Linked DNA regions of Homo sapiens: region 2 is linked to region 1. Evidence: read pairs that join two places in POLR2A ChIA-PET (ENCODE). Cell type or tissue: Panc1. All regions are shown on one strand. Each heading gives the region's core, and the rest is flanking DNA. Links, peaks and the distances in the headings are about the cores only. Region 1 has its middle 15 kb from the start of LINC03026. Region 2 overlaps LOC124902201 (syncytin-A-like).

Evidence for each region. ChIA-PET counts read pairs that join two places held together with the same protein. Peaks named below come from ENCODE experiments on the same cell type or tissue, not always from the same donor. Only the 100,000 strongest peaks of a DNase experiment are listed, where the experiment ranks them.
Region 2: POLR2A ChIA-PET joins it to region 1 with 9 read pairs; 3 of 35 experiments call an interaction of 5 or more read pairs at or near these places.

What each region holds. Positions count from the first base shown.
Region 1 is chr9:88,089,428-88,097,296 of GRCh38, reverse strand. No RefSeq gene overlaps it. Among named protein-coding and RNA genes, the nearest start is that of LINC03026, 15 kb to the right of the region's middle. In Panc1, for the core only: no CTCF peak of the experiment used is centred there; no DNase peak of the experiment used is centred there; H3K27ac peaks cover 705 bases.
Region 2 is chr9:88,030,426-88,038,294 of GRCh38, reverse strand. It overlaps LOC124902201 (syncytin-A-like), which reads left to right. Exons shown (of 7, transcript XM_047424307.1): 7 at 1-827. The coding sequence ends at 373. Among named protein-coding and RNA genes, the nearest start is that of LINC03026, 44 kb to the left of the region's middle. In Panc1, for the core only: no CTCF peak of the experiment used is centred there; no DNase peak of the experiment used is centred there.

The DNA of each region.
Region 1 (7,869 bases), core at 3,324-5,823:
TGACATGCCCTAACTTCCAAACCATGAAAAATAAAGATGCAGCTAAATAACATCAATGCTGCCGGGCGCTGAGCAAGGAAAGGCATCCACGCAAGCTAAATACAAGGCCATCCTCATAAAGTGAAGTTTGAACTACCCTGAAATATCATCTCTAACTATATAGACACTGGATTTAGGAATATCCAGGTAGGATCAAGGGGTGTAAATCGTGTAGGAGAAACAATGGTTAGGCCTAAAATAAGATTGTCGCTCAGAAGCTGAAGTCACAACACACATGTTGCATCTTGTCAGAATGATCGACACCAATGAAAGGGAAATGGTCTGGGAGTACTTTAGACAATGGGGCCTACAAGTTGCAGTACGGATTTTTCAGTGTTTCAGCCAAGTGCACAGTGAAGCTGTTCTGGCCAACTTGAGGTCCACGTATGGGAGTGACGGACACATCAGTCACAATAGGACACAGCTCTCAGCTTCCAATTCATAGATGCTTCCTGAGGCCACCATCTGGGAAGATGCCTTTAATGTGTCTCATGCACCCCTCTCCTCCACCCCAGCACAACCTCCTAGGAATAACGGACTTCCCATATTGAGGGCAGAGAATGTGCAACACAGCAGAACTGTGCTTCTGGTCCTCTATTCACTCCGAATTTAAAAAATTAGGGCCAGGCATGGTGGCTCATGCCTGTAATCCCAGTAGTTTGGAAGGCCAACATAGGTGGATCACCTGAGGTCAGGAGTTCAAGACCAGCCTGACCAACATGGTGAACCCCCATCTCAACTAAAAACAAAAAATTATCCAGACGTGGTGGCGTGTGCCTGTAGTCCCAGCTACTCAGGAGGCTGAGACAGGAAAATCGCTTGAACTCAGGAGGTGGAGGTTGCAGTGAGCTGAGATCGTGCCACTGCGTTCCAGCCTGGGTGACAGAGCGAGACTCCATCGCAAAAAAAAAAAAAAAAAAAAAAAAAATATATATATATATATATATATATATATATATATATATATATATATATATATATATTTCGTGTTTGAGGTCTCTTGAGAGTTTGGTTAACTTGAGTTTATAGCTATGGGTCTATGGAAAATAACTGTGGACACTAGGCAGTAGAGACCTTGCTAAGGTGGCAATGTCTGGGAGAAAGCTCCCTGGCCAGCAGGCATCTTCCCTGACATCACAGTGAGGTCAAAGCTTCAACACTGATGCTTGTTCAAAATGGACTGGGGAGTCTGGGATCAGCCCACCAGTAACACACCAAAGGCCTTCTCTGCATGTCGTTTTCCACTGGAAAACATTTTCTCCAAAGAGAAAATTCCTTGGACGTTTTTGTCTCATCTTTTTATAAAATTTTTTCTCAATCAAACAACAGACATTTCATGAAAGTCTGAGTACTTCCTTTTTTTTTTTTTTTTCGAGACAGAGTCTTGCTCTGTTGTCCAGGCTGGAGTGCAGTGGCATGATCTTGGCTCACTGCAACCTCTGCCTCCCGGGTTCAAGCAATTCTCCTGCCTCAGCCTCCCGAGTAACTGGGATACAGGCATGTGCCACCATGCCCGGCTAATTTTTTAGTAGACACAGGGTTTCACCATGCTGACTAGGCTAGTCTCGAACTCCTGACCTCGTGATCCATTCGCCTCAGCCTCCCAAAGTGCTGGGATTACAGGCGTGAGCCAACGCGCCTGGCAGAAAGTCTCAGTACTTTCAATAACAAAAAAATGTAGTTTAATTTTGGCCACAGAATTTCTTTTTTGACCCAAAGTTACACAACATGAAAGTTCTGCCAGACATTTTGGGTTGGGCCAGCCTATCTAAAAGTTGGCATCTCACTGGGGATTTTGATCCCTGTTCTTGAGCATCTTGACCTGTGACCATGCTGTACAACTCTCGTGATACGGAAGCTGCTTCTTGTGAGAAGAGGACTCTTAGCTTAGATCTCACAGTGGTGATTTTCTAGCTGATGGGAAGATATGCAGCAGGTCAGTCTTGATATAGGTGTGGTGAGAGCAACAGGCTGGGGAAGGACTTGATATCCACAGATGAGCAAGCTGGGACAGTCACACAGCTGCAAGGAAGAGGCAGGTTCGTGGGCCCAGGATGAAAATCTTTCAGAGGGAAGGGTTAGCCTTGGTGCAGTGGTTAACAGCTCCAAAGCTATCACAGCTGACAGCTTACTTCACGACCCCCGATCTAGACTTCTGCCTCTCCTCAGCAGGAATGGGAGAATGGGAGAGATTATGCTGCACCAGCTGCCTGTCTCCTGGGGGTCAAATTTGAAGACATATATCTCCTTCAGAATTACAAACCAAAAAGGAAACATTTATTATAACAAGAAGACCCCCATTCCCTTTGATAAAGTTGTCATATATTTTATTGAAAATTATCAAAATTATAGTTTAATGCATTTCAAGGTGCTAGTAGCAATATCACAAGATTCTTGGCATGAATGAACACATGAGCGCAGTCATCTCATAGCTCTATCAAGATAAGCTGTGGTGTCAGTCATGACACAGGAGCAAAGAGCTTGCTCAAATAATGATCAGAGTTCCTGCCACTTCCCAGCTCTCTATTTGTCTACAAAGCTTCTTTTTTTCATTAAATTTTTAACATTTTGTACAAAACAGTTATTCCAGGCACTTTTCTTTCAAAATGATTTCATTACCCATTTCCTTCTTTTAAAATATGCCAAATTGGGGGCCAGGCGTGGTGGCTCATGCCTGTAATCTCAGCACTTTGGGAGGCCGAGACAGGCCAATCACTTGAGCTCAGGGGTTCGAGACCAGCCTGGGCAACATGGCGAAGCTCCATCTTCACTAAAAATACAAAAAATTAGCCTAGCATGGTGATTTGTGCCTGTTGTCCCAGCTACTCGGGAGGCTGAGGTGAGAGAATCAATCACCTGATTGATTATATATTGATTATATATATATAATATATATATACCAAATTGAGAAACTACAGCTCTCTCATTCCTTAAGGTGTAATGCTGAGTGTTTTATTAGAAAATTTGATTACGTTAGGGGAAAAATAATCCCACTAGACAAGGCTCTGACCAAACTGCATTCAAGGTGCTACCTTCAGCTCCAGATGCTGGGTCTTCAGTGGGGGCTACATCAGGTGCACCCTTGGTAGAGAGCTGCCCTCAAGCACAGGAACCTGGAGCCAGGATGTCTCAATGTGGTCAAAAAGACCAAGGCTATTAAGGCTAGAGAATAAAAGACTTCAATATTTGCTTTTCGTTATTCAAGAATGCATCACAGAGAATTAAGTGTCTTCTTCAACTTCACTCTTGGCCTCAGGGATGAGACTAAAAAGTAGAAACAGGAGAAGGGAACTAATATTTCTCATGCATCTTCAGTGCACCTGGAAATGCTCTCAGGCAGTCCTCCCATAATTGGCCCCATTTTACAGAAGAAGAAGTTGAGGCACAAGAGGATTAAGAATTCACATTCTCGGCCGGGCACGGTGGCTCACGCCTGTAATCCCGGCACTTTGGGAGGCTGAGGTGGGTGGATCGCAAGGTCAGGAGTTCAAGACCAGCCTGGCCAAGATGGTGAAACCCCACGTCTACTAAAAATACAAAAAAAAAAAAAAAAAAATTAGCTCGGTATGGTGGTGGGCGCCTGCAATCTCAGCTACTCGGGAGGCTGAGGCAGAGAATTGCTTGAACCTGGGAGGTGGAGGTTGCAGTGAGCCGAGATCACACCACTGTACTCTAGCCTTGGCGACAGAGCAAGACTCCGTCTCAAAAAAAAAAAAATTCACATTTTTTGCCTGTGAATTAGTTACACAGTCACCTAATGGCAAGATGTATCTTCGAGGAAGAGGAAATAGATACCCCCAACCCACAGGGAAGTCAGGGCAGGGTCTCACACCTGGAGGAGTCCTGGTCAGATGCTCCCTTTGGAGTTGAGTGAAGGGCAGGTAGATAGAAAGCAAAGAAGACAAACAGCCAGGAGACCAGCCGTGCACAGGCCATGTGCAGGCTAGAGCTGACAGAGACCTGGGCCAGGCCAGAGGCAATCAGACGGCAGAGAAACGGGGCTCCAGAGGGGCCCAGGAGGCGAGTCTGTACAGCGGCTGCCTCATGGGTCAGAGTGTGAGATGGTGCCCAGGTCACATGTCTGCTGTGCAACAGACAAACACAGCTGTAGAGGGCTGCAGCAGAGAACAGTTTCGTCATCACTAGTGCTCAGTGAGGAAAGGGGGGTAGTTCTCAAGCCTCTCATTTCATTGAGGGGTTCTGGGCAAAGGTTTTTAAGGGGATTTGTGGAGGTGAGGGGCTGGGAAATTTGGATGGTCAGTTGGTCTGGGTGAGGGGATGAAATCATCAGGATGTGGAAACTGCATTCCTTCCTGAGCCAGCTTCCTCCTGGGCCCTCCACACCAGCTGGTGTCTGTCGCTGAGCAGAACCTGAAGAAGCAGCTCGAACAGAAAGCTGATGGCCTCACAGCGCCTCAGACTTTATCCACAGAACGGCAACCCAGAAGCGGGCCAAAGGGCAAGCCGACCTAAAGATGGCTGTTTCAAGCCTAGTTGGATTTTATTTTCTTTTTTCTTAATTGATTTTACAAAATTGCGGAGGGGTGGGGGGGGCGTGGGGGGAGTGCGGGAGGCAGTTTCAATATGAGGAATACAGAAGAGAAAAAGAGATCTCCTGATCATCAGGAAGTTCATGTAAGATAGCCCATCCCAGACTACTGATCAGAAATCAAACAGGAGCTAGCCACAAACAGAGATCATTGGAACCGAAGAAAATAGATTTTTAATCAAAATTTCTATTTTTCAATTGTCTGGCTTTGTTGAGAGGAAATGTCCTCAGCACTGGGGCCCTTTCTCTAAGTCATCTAGCTGTGTGGGCATCTGCTTACTGTTAGTGACAGCACTAAAACGATTAGTAATAATTTATTGGTCATAATCATCGACAGTTTACAGCAGAAGGCAGCAAACTACAGTCCACCACCTCTTTTATGCCACCTATAAGCTAGAAATAGTTTTTTTTACATTTTTTAATGCCTGGGGGGGCAGGACAGTGGGGAGAAGAAGAATATTTAGTGACATGTGAAAAGTATGTGAAGTTCAAGTTTTAGTGACTGTAATAAATGTCCAAAATAAAGTTTTATTGGAACACAGCCATGCTCGTTCATTCAGGACTGGTCTAGGGCTGTTTTCCCACTGTAATAACAAGGTTGAGTAGTTGTGATAGAGGTTTGCAAAGCTTAAAATATTTACTATCTGGCCTTTCATGGAAAAAATTTGCTGACCTGTGATTGAGAGAATAAAGTATGTGTGTGTGTTTAATTCATTCCTTGCTTACTATTTGAAATGGCTGACTACAAAAACATGCTTAAATTTATCAAAGACATTTAGAAAAGAGAGAGAGAAATCAGAACCACACAAAGTGGCTTTTCCAGAGAAGGTATTTGTGAAATAAATGACAACATGAGCAAATTCCCAAAACTGATTAGAATTTCATACCCTTCAAAGAAAAGAGAATTTTAGATATGCTTTGAGATTTAGAAAACAGGCTCATATTTATAATATGTTTAACACAGAAAAACTGGACAGAAGAATCAAAATGGTAACTAAAATGGAAAGGTTTCCATTCATATCATATTAATGGAGTTGTGATTGTCCACTTAGCTGATAGCTAAACAACGTTTGCGTGGGGCGAGGTGAGGTTCACATGACAACCTCTTGTAGCAAATGTGAAAATTACAATGGGCATCCTCATAATCTGGAAACCTAACAGTCTCCATGGCTGGTAAGCCCTTTGTGCCTGATATACCCTGGGCACTCTTCTAAGCACCTGGCAGGCATTATCTCAGGAGGATTCAATTTTGAATTAGTGACTCATTTTTAGATCACGCTACTAATTTATTTCTTGGATTTTTTTTTTTTTTTTTGAGACAGAGTCTCTCTCTGTCACCCAGGTAGGAGTGCAGTGGCGCGATCTCAGCTCACTGCAAGCTCCACCTCCCGGGTTCACTCCATTCTCCTGTCTCAGCCTCCCCAGCTGGGACTACAGGTGCATGCCGCCATGCCCGGCTAATTTTTTTGTATTTTTAGTAGAGACGGGGTTTCACCGTGTTAGTCAGGATGGTCTCGATCTCCTGACCTTGTGATCCGCCCACCTCAGCCTCCCAAAGTGCTGGGATTACAGGCATGAGCCACCGTGACTAGCCTATTTCTTGGATTGTTTTAAAGGGTTTGGGTTTGTTTGTTTGTTTTTTAGACAGAGTCTCCCTCTTTTTTGCCCAGGCTGGAGTGCAATGGCGTGATACTGGCGCAGTGCAACCTCAGCCTCCCGGGTTCAAGCGATTCTGCTGCCTCAGCCTCCCTAGTAGCTGGGACTACAGGTGCCTGCCACCACGCCTGGATATTTTTTGTATTTTTAGTAGAGATGGGGTTTCACAATGTTGGCCAGGCTGTTCTCAAACTCCTGACCTCAAGTGATCTGCCTGCCTCAGCCTCCCACAGTGCTGGGATTACAGGCGTGAGCCACCATGTCCAGCCAAGGGTTTGAGTTTTTTAAAAAAAATTTAAACAGAGGAATCGATATGGAATGGTAACAATGTAAAATACATAGAGCCTGTCAAAGTCAAAATATAAATGTAGACCCAAATATCTAAATTTAATGTTTCATTTGGGAAGAGAGAATCACAATTCGGGGCATACACACAGAACAGGTGGTCTCTGGTACGCTCCGCAATGTTACGTATTGTTCTTTGAGAAAGTTCATTGACACTGGGAAGCTCCTGGAGAGCTGGCAAGCTCTGATTGTTGAGCAATGGCAATGGGAAAAATTAGTCCTAGAGTTGCAGCAAGTTATCTCAGAAGCTAGAGATAAAACTGGTTTCAGATTTCAACAAGCAGTTCCAGCAGCGAGACTCGCAAAGGATGACACCCTGGGAGCAATGTTTTGGTCCCTGAGCGCTTTTCCCACAGCCCTGTCCCACACCCCCCTGCCCTCCAACCACTGGCTTCTCGCTTCTTATCTCTGCTTTAGTTTGGTAGGACAAGAATGACCCAGTTGGGATGATCAACCCTCACAGGCCTAAGGACAATGTTGACATAACAGCCAGAGCATTCCTCCTGGTCTATGGGAGGCCCTGAACACCATTTTGATGGGGATAGATTGGTTTTAAATGCAGGCAAGGAGGCAATAAAAACACTCTGGATTTTCACGATGGGCTTCTGAAGTCTCGATGCTGCTCCCTGACTCGGCACCCCACAGCAGGTGAGGGCTGCTGGCAGGCAGGCAAAGCGGTTTAGGATTCCTGGTTTCTCCAGTGACTTACCTTTAATGCTTTTTACTAAAGTATAAGCTTGATGCTTCTCAAGGAGCCTGTGACCCCAGTCCTCTCCCTGCACAGTCATCTTTTCTTACCCGGATTTTCTGTCACTACGCAGTGCGTCCCCTCCTTCGTGCAGACTCCCACAGTGGGAGGGGACCTGCTGCTGGCAGAGAAAGACAGCTTGAAGCACGTTGCATATAGTTTGAGTGACATGGGATATAGAGGGGAAATTCCCAGTCCCCATCCAGAAACAAGACTGTTGAATGCTTCGTCCCTTCCCCTTGAGCCATGAGAACAGGCACCTGGACGGGAGGACACTTACTCTGGAGGACTGAAGAATGTGTCTGGAAAAGTCCTTTCAACTCAGGGTTCTTGTCTGACCACGACACACAGCAATTTGGACAAGCCCTTGTGGCTTATTTGGGTTCTGTATTCTAGGGAGCTCTTATCTGAATTGTTGTGTACCAACTGAGAGAGGGAGGAAGCAATTCAAAATCTCTCAGTTTAGAAATAGGAAAGCTGGGTCCTTGGCTGTGCCTGCCACCAACAGGGCCCTTCTCCAGGCCCTGATGGG
Region 2 (7,869 bases), core at 2,297-4,796, 58 kb after region 1:
AAACAATACTGCCCCTAGTGGGAGCATAACAAGGGCCTTACAAGGCCTTACTGCTTTATCCAATGAATTAGCTAAAAATTCTGGAGTCAATGACCCTTTTTCAGGATGGCTAGAAAGGTGGTTTGGTAAATGGAAAGGAATCATAGCCTCAATTCTTACTTCTCTTGCAGCCGTAATAGGTGTAGTCATTCTTTTTGGGTGTTGTGTCACACCATGTATCCGTGGGCTAGTACAGAGGCTTATAGAAACAGTACTTACTAAAACCTCCCTTAGCTCTCCTCCACCTTATTCAGATAAGCTTTTCCTTTTAGAGGATCAAGTCGAACAGCAAAGCCAAGACTTGTTAAAAAGGTTTGAAGAGGAAGGACCATAACAATTGAAAGGGGGAAATTATAAGATACAGTAAATTCCTCTTCAAAGATTTAGCCTGTTGACTTCCTTATTCTTTGTTCTCAAACTCGACTTCCTTGTTGTCCATGCCTCCTTGTCCCTAGTTACTGTGAACAACCTTCCCACCAGTTCTAATCAATAACTCACATCTGCTCCCTTGGTTACCCACTCTGCACCCATTCTTCCCACTGAAACTGCACTTCCCACCACTGTAACTCACATCCCCCTTCCCTTCCTTATTTGGAAAAGTATTCACAAATAGCCAATCGGGTCAACTTAGAATGAGCGGTCCAACCCCAGCCCCTGGGGGAGTGACACAGAGGTAGGGACTGTGTTAGGGATAAAAACCTTTTCCTTCCTTTGTTCAGTGTGCTCCTGTGATCATGATTGATGCAGGCAGCACCCTTCTGCAGAAGTAAATTGCCTTGCTGAGAAAACTTTTGTCTGAGTGCTGGTTTCACTTTGTAGCACTGAGCATTTGTTTCCAACAGTGAATATTCTACTTGTTTTAAAAAATGTCTACTTTGAGGTAACTGTGAGGTTTGACAGATACAATTTTAAAGCATAATAACATTTGAAAGTTAATTCCAAGTTTATTCTTTTTAGAAGCTGGAACACAGAAACATAGGAACTGGAGTTAGAGAGCATCTCATTAATAGCTAACCCTCCTCTAATAACTCATGAATTAATTAATAATTACAACCTTAAAACCTCATCAGTAACTAATTACTCATTGGTAATTCATTTTTTAACTCACTAGTCACCTACGACTTCCCCCAAGTGTCCACAGAAGGGAGGAAGGTAGGAGGGATGCGCTGGCCCCGCCGGCCTCTGCTGGCACATCCCATCACATCCATCATCTGTCTCACAGATTCCCTGGCCTGTCCCCCAACAGGATCCAACACCACCTTCCCCAGCCCCTGCCCAGAGCTTCCTCTCCAAACATAGCTCACTGGATCAAGCTGGGCTGGGGCTCTTCTCCCCTTTTCTCTTTGATTGATGTAATTTAAGGGCATGGAAGGAAATCAAATTGCACATTGTAAACTTTTGCATAGAAAAGTTTATGATGAAAATTTCCTTTGCCCTGCTCATCCCCACCTGGAATGCAGCTTCCCAGTGAAAGGACCCACAACCCACCAGGAGGCAAGAAAGATTGCTTTAGACCAGCAGTCCCCAACCTTTTTGGCGCCAGGGACCGGGTTTGTGGAAGACAATTTTTAACCCGGGGTTGGGTTGGGGGATGGTTTCAGGATGAAACTGCTCCACCTCAGATCATCAGGCATTAGTTACATTCTCATAAGGAGCAAGCAACCTAGATCCCTCACATGTGCAGTTCACGATAGGGTTTGTGCTCCTATGAGAATCTAGTGCCGCTGCTGATCTGACAGGTAATGCTGGCTCACCCACCCACCATTCACCTCCTGCTGTGTGGCCCCGTTCCTAATAGGCCACAGACGAGCTCCAGTCCATGGTCCGGGAGTTGGAGACCCCTGCTTTAGACTGAAGACATCTGAGATACAGCAGACACAGCTAGATACTTTTTTTGTTTGTTTGTTTTTTTCCGAGACGGAGTCTCTCTCTATCACCCAGGCTGGCGTGCAGTGGTGCAATCTCAGCTCACTGCAACCTCCACCTCCTGGATTCAAGCGATTCTCCTGCCTCAGCCTCCCAAGTAGCTGGGATTACAGGTGCACACCACCACACCTTGCTAATTTTTGTATTTTTAGTAGAGACAGGGTTTCACCATGTTGGCCAGATTGGTCTCAAACTCCTGACCTCAAGTGATCCGCCCGCCTCGGCCTCCCAAAGTGCTGGGATTACAGGGGTGAGCCACTGCACTCAGCCTAGAGGCCTTTTTTGAGCTTCCCATATATGATTAAAGGCAGAGATTTCTGATCATGAAGCTGCCATACATCCCCTCTCAAGGTGCCTGTTAACACCAAGAGTAAACCCTGTGTAAGCAAGCCCTCTGAAAACCTTCCATACTTCCCTCCAAAGTCCTAACCACCCTATTTTTACGATGCTGATGTATGAACTCTCACCCCTGGCGGCTCCTGGAGCCACTCCTTTTGGAGTGCTCCTAAATACAGTGAAAGCGAACTTTTCTGCTGTTATTCTTTCTATTGTCAATTAAATTGCCATCCTCTCCACCTCCCCACCACTCAGATCTATTGGTAAAGAAAAGCTTTCCTAGGCCGGGCACAGTGGCTCACACCTGTAATCTCAACACTTTGGGAGGCCAAGGTGGGCAGATCACCTGAGGTCGGAAGTTCGAGACCAGACTGACCAACATGGAGAAATCCCATCTCTACTAAAAATATAAAGTTGGCTGGGCGTGGCGCATGCCTGTAATCCCAGCTACTCGGGAGGCTGAGGCAGGGGAATCGCTTGAACCTGGGAGGCAGAGGTTGCAGTGAGCCGAGATCACGCCATTGCCCTCCAGCCTGGGCAACAAGAGCGAAACTCCAACTCAAAAAAAAAAAAAAAAGAAAGAAAAAGTTTTCTGTCAAAGCTGGGAACACATGTTAATACTTTTCTGGTGGTTAACTCTATGATTCTTCTTTAAAATCCTATAGTTTCCCTTTTATTACTATTCTATAAATCCTCAGTTCCTTTTGATTCTTTTATTGCTTATCTTTACACTTTCAAATAATAATCTCAAAACTCCATTTCTTGTTTTGTCAACTGAACTTGCCCTTGGACTATGTGAGAGCATCAGCACCTGCTGCTCGGTCGCCAGCGCAGCGGCCCCTCCTAGCTCTGGCCAGCAGCACTCCAATTTTGACAGCACTGAGACTTGCCCACTTGCATTCTATTCTGCAACTATATTGGATTTGTCCATGTTTTTGTCTAACTGCTGTTTCTACAAGATAAAAATCAATATGCATCAAATGCATTATATTGACTACTATGTAAAAAGTGGTCATTATAGCCTGCTGTGGTGGCTCACGCCTATAATCCCAGCACTTTCAGAGGCCAAGGTGGGTGGATCACCTGAAGTCAGGAGTTCGAGACCAGTCTGGCCGACATGGTGAAACCCTGTCTCTACTAAAAATACAAAAATTAGGCAGCCGGGCGATGTGGCTCATGTCTGTAATCCCAGCACTTTGGGAGGCCTAGGCGGGCAGATCACAAGGTCAGGAAATCGAGACCATCCTGGCTAACATGGTGAAACCATGTCTCTACTAAAAATACAAAAATTTAGCTGGGCATGGTGGCGGGTGCCTGTAGTCCCAGCTACTCAGGAGGCTGAGGCAGGAGAATGGCGTGAACCTGGGAGACAGAGCTTGCAGTGAGCCAAGATGGCGCCACTGCACTCCAGCCTGGGTGACAGAGCGAGACTCCGTCTCAAAAAATATATATATATATACAAAAATTAGCCGGAGCCTATAAACTTGGGAGGCTGAGGCAGGAGAATTGCTTGAACCTGGGAGGAGGAAGTTACAGTGAGCTGAGATCGCACCACTGCACTCCAGCCTGGGTGAAAGAGCAAAACTCCATTTCAAAAAAAAAAAAAGGGGGTCGTTATAAACCCAAATGAAGTAGTTTCCCGATGCAGATGTTTTTGAGTGTCTGCGTCACCATAGTGACTTACTTTCCCCTATTTTGCCAACAGTCCTGAAATCTTGGTTGTATGGATCTTGAAGTGATCTTTCATGAGAACAACCCTGATCAACATTAAGGCCACACAGACAATCATCACACTGGGGTCACTGTCCAAACCAAACATAACTGTCTCAATCCCAATCTGCAAAATAGAAATGTATTAAAAACCTAAATCATGATGTGCTACATTTTCTTCTCCTTAAGCATAAAATGCACTGTTTCCTGTTATATTGAATATTTGATCAGATTCTGCTTAAAAAAAAGAAAATTTAAAAAGCTTTCTCAAGTCTAACAGAGCTTATAAAAATAAAAAGTAAAAATAAAAAGCCTTCATCAGACATTAGGGGCTGAGGTTTTCTGTTTGTAATTAAATGTGCCATTAACAAGAATAGAGAATACTTGAAAAAAAATTTTTTTTTTTTGAGACAGGGTCTCACTCTGTCGCCCAGCTGAAGTGCAGTGGTGTGATCTCGGCTCACTGCAGCCTCAACCTCCTGGGTTCAAGCCATCCTCCCACCTTAGCCTCCTGAGTAGCTGGGACTACAGAAGTGCACCACCATGCCTGGCTAATTTTTGTATTTTTTGTAGAGACGACATTTCACCATGTTGACCAAGCTGGTCTCAAACTCCTCAGCTCAATCTACCTGCTTCAGCCTCCCAAAGTGCTGGGATTATAGGCGTGAGCCACCATATCCAGCCAAGAATAGAGAATACTTAATCTCCATTTCTCTGTATAACATGCTGGCAAAATACTACATAATGCTCTTAGGCCCTTGGCCAACGAATACCTCAGTCAATCATCCAATTAACCTTGGTGGTTCGTTATTACCTGTCATAAACAATACAATACACCATTTCCTCTACCTCCCACATTTAAGGTTCTTTAAACATCAACAGTTCCATGTAGCTGAGTCCAACCCAGAATCAATGCAAGAGCATGTTCTTCAACCATTTTTAAGCATGGAGTTTTCCTTTCCTTTGAGTTCATAGTCCTCAGTAACTAGAGCTACTTAATATGTACATATGCAGGCAGGAAACCTGATGCAGAAGGGTCTTATAAATGCACTTATGAACCTGGGCAAGTTGCTGTGTCAAAATATGCACAGTCTAACCTCTGGCTGAGTTAGCTACAACCAATAAACAGTAGATCCATGCAATTTTTATTTGGGAGTTATCTTTATAAAATCACAGACAGAACTAAGAAGTCACGAATGTGAAAAGGCACAGGAAATGTAAATGAGTGAACAGAGCAAATCAGACAAGAAGGATGGAGGTAAGAGGGTAACAGGGAAACAGGGAGGTAAAGAGGGTAACAGGGAAATGAATGTGAGGATCAGACACTTTCTTCATCATTGAAATGGTCAGAACAGGGCTTTGGACCTAGGCAAAGCCTCCATGCCGGTGGTTCCCAAATTTCAGCATGAATCAGAATCCCCTGGAGGCAGAGCTGCCAGATACAATACAGAACCCCAGGCCGGGCGCGGTGACTCATGCCTGTAATCCCAGCACTCTGGGAGGCCGAGGTGGGTGGATCACGAGGTCAGGAGTTCAAGACTAGCCTGGCCAAGATAGTGAAACCCTGTCTCTACTAAAAATACAAAAATTAGCCGGACGTGGTGGCATGTGCCTGTAATCCCCGCTATTCGGGAGGCTGAGGCAGGAGAATCACTTGAACCTGGGAGGTGGAGGTTGCAGTGAGCCAAGATCACGCCACTGCACTTCAGCCTAGGCGAAAGAGAGAGACTCTGTCTAAAAAACAAACAAACAAACAAACAAAACAGTACCCCAGCTAAAGGTGAATTTCAGTTAAACAACAAATCATTTTAGTATTAAACATGTCCCATGCAATAATTGAGACATACTCATATTAAAAAATGATGTCACTTATCTAAAATGAAATGTAACTGTGTGTCTTGCATTTTTGCTCTACCTACACAGAGGTTCAAATACTGATTGCTGTGCCCACACCCAGAGTTCTTGATTCAGTGGATCTGGGATGGGGCCCAAGAATCTGCATTTTTTGAGACAGGATCTCAGCTCCGTTGCCCAGGTTGGAGTGCAGTGGCACAATCACGGCTCACTGCAGCCTCGATCTCCTGGGCTCAAGTGATCCTCCCGCCTCAGCCTCCCAAAATGTTGGGATTATAAGCATGGTCCATGGCACCTGGCCAAGAATCTGCATTTCTGATACTTTTCCAGCTGACGGCGATGCTGCTGTGTGAGGATGCCCTTTGAGAATCCCTGCTACAAAGCCCCTGCCAGTGGAGTGGCATTGCTGTGTGGTGGCCTTGCACTGCGGATTGCCCACCGGAGGGATGCTGTGTGAGCACTGGCTGTGTCACCCTGCCACTGTGTCTCTGCTTCCCTGGAAACATGCGTTTCTCCACTTTCAGGCAGAAGCACCAACTGCTCCTGTGAATTAATATGCTCATTTAATGCTCATTACATTTAAATTTTGTCATTGAAAGGGCTCATTTTCCCATACTGGACCGTGGCCCTCTCCCTGCTCACTTCTTTAGAATAAAGAAGAGCATGAGGCTGGTGAAGGGGACTGATGCATTATTGCACTGGCTCTGTCTGTGGTGACAGGCTCACAAAAATACTGTCACCATGGTATTTCTCAGCATTTGCTACATAGGAGGTTTTTCATACTTCAGGAAACATATTTACCATTTTAAAACCAAAGACATCAGGGTCCCATCAACATCTGTGATTTAGCTGTTACTAAACATTGTAAATCTATCAGTGTCTTGTTCCTTGGAAGTAGAACACCTACCACTGGACTCCCTTTACTCTAATTAACCAAAGGCACCCCACATGAGTGGTTAATAACTGGTTGGGCTTTGTCCCCTTCAGAGGGGACACACATGGTATAGTTGCCAAGTCCTGGACTCACTTTCTGACAAAAGCTTTTCCAAGATGCTCCTGGCTGGAAGCCGTGTGTGTCAGTTTGCTATGGCAGATAATACTCTGTCCTCTGGACACCCGAAATTCGTGTGTTGAAGTCCCAACCACCAGCGTCTCAGAATGTGACTGTATTTGGAGGCAGGGTCTTTAAAGAGATAACAGGCCAGGCGTGGTGGCTCCCACCTGTAATTGCAACACTTTGGGAGGCCAAGGCGGGCAGATCACCTGAGGTCAGGAGTTCGAAACCAGCCTGGCCAACATGGAGAAACCCTGCCTGTACTAAAACTACAAAAATTATCTGGGTGTGGTGGCGCATGCCTGTAGTCCCAGCTACTTAGGAGGCTGAGGCAGGAGAATTGCTTAAACCCGGGAGGGAGAGGTTGCAGTGAGCCACTACACTCCAGCCTGGGTGACACAGTGAGACTCTGTCTCAAAATAAATACATAAATTAATTAATTAATTAAAATAAAAAATAAAGAGGTAACTAAGGTTAACTGAGGTCCTTAAGGTGGAACCTAATCCAATATGACTGGTGTTCCTTATCAGAAGAGGAGATGAGGACACAGGGCAAGGACGCCCATCTGCAAAGCTAAGGAGAGAGGACTCAGGAAAGAACAACACCGCAGATGCCTTGATCTCAGACTTCCGGGCTCCAGAATTGTGGGAAAACAAATTTCTGTTGTTTAAGCTGTCCAGTCTGTGATACAGAAAGCCCTCACTTAACATTGTCAGTAAGTTCTTGGAAACTAACTTTAAGTGAAATGATGTATAACAAAATCAATTTTCTAATCAATAGGCTAATTGATATAAACAAGAGTTAAGTTCCTACAGCACGCTTCTCCCTTTGCAGGGCGCACTCACACACATGCCCACCCTCACTCACCTTGGGACCACGTAGACACATCAGTTCACCTAATGGGCACAATCATGGGATCAAGGAGGAAACGAGAGCACCCAGAAAAAACC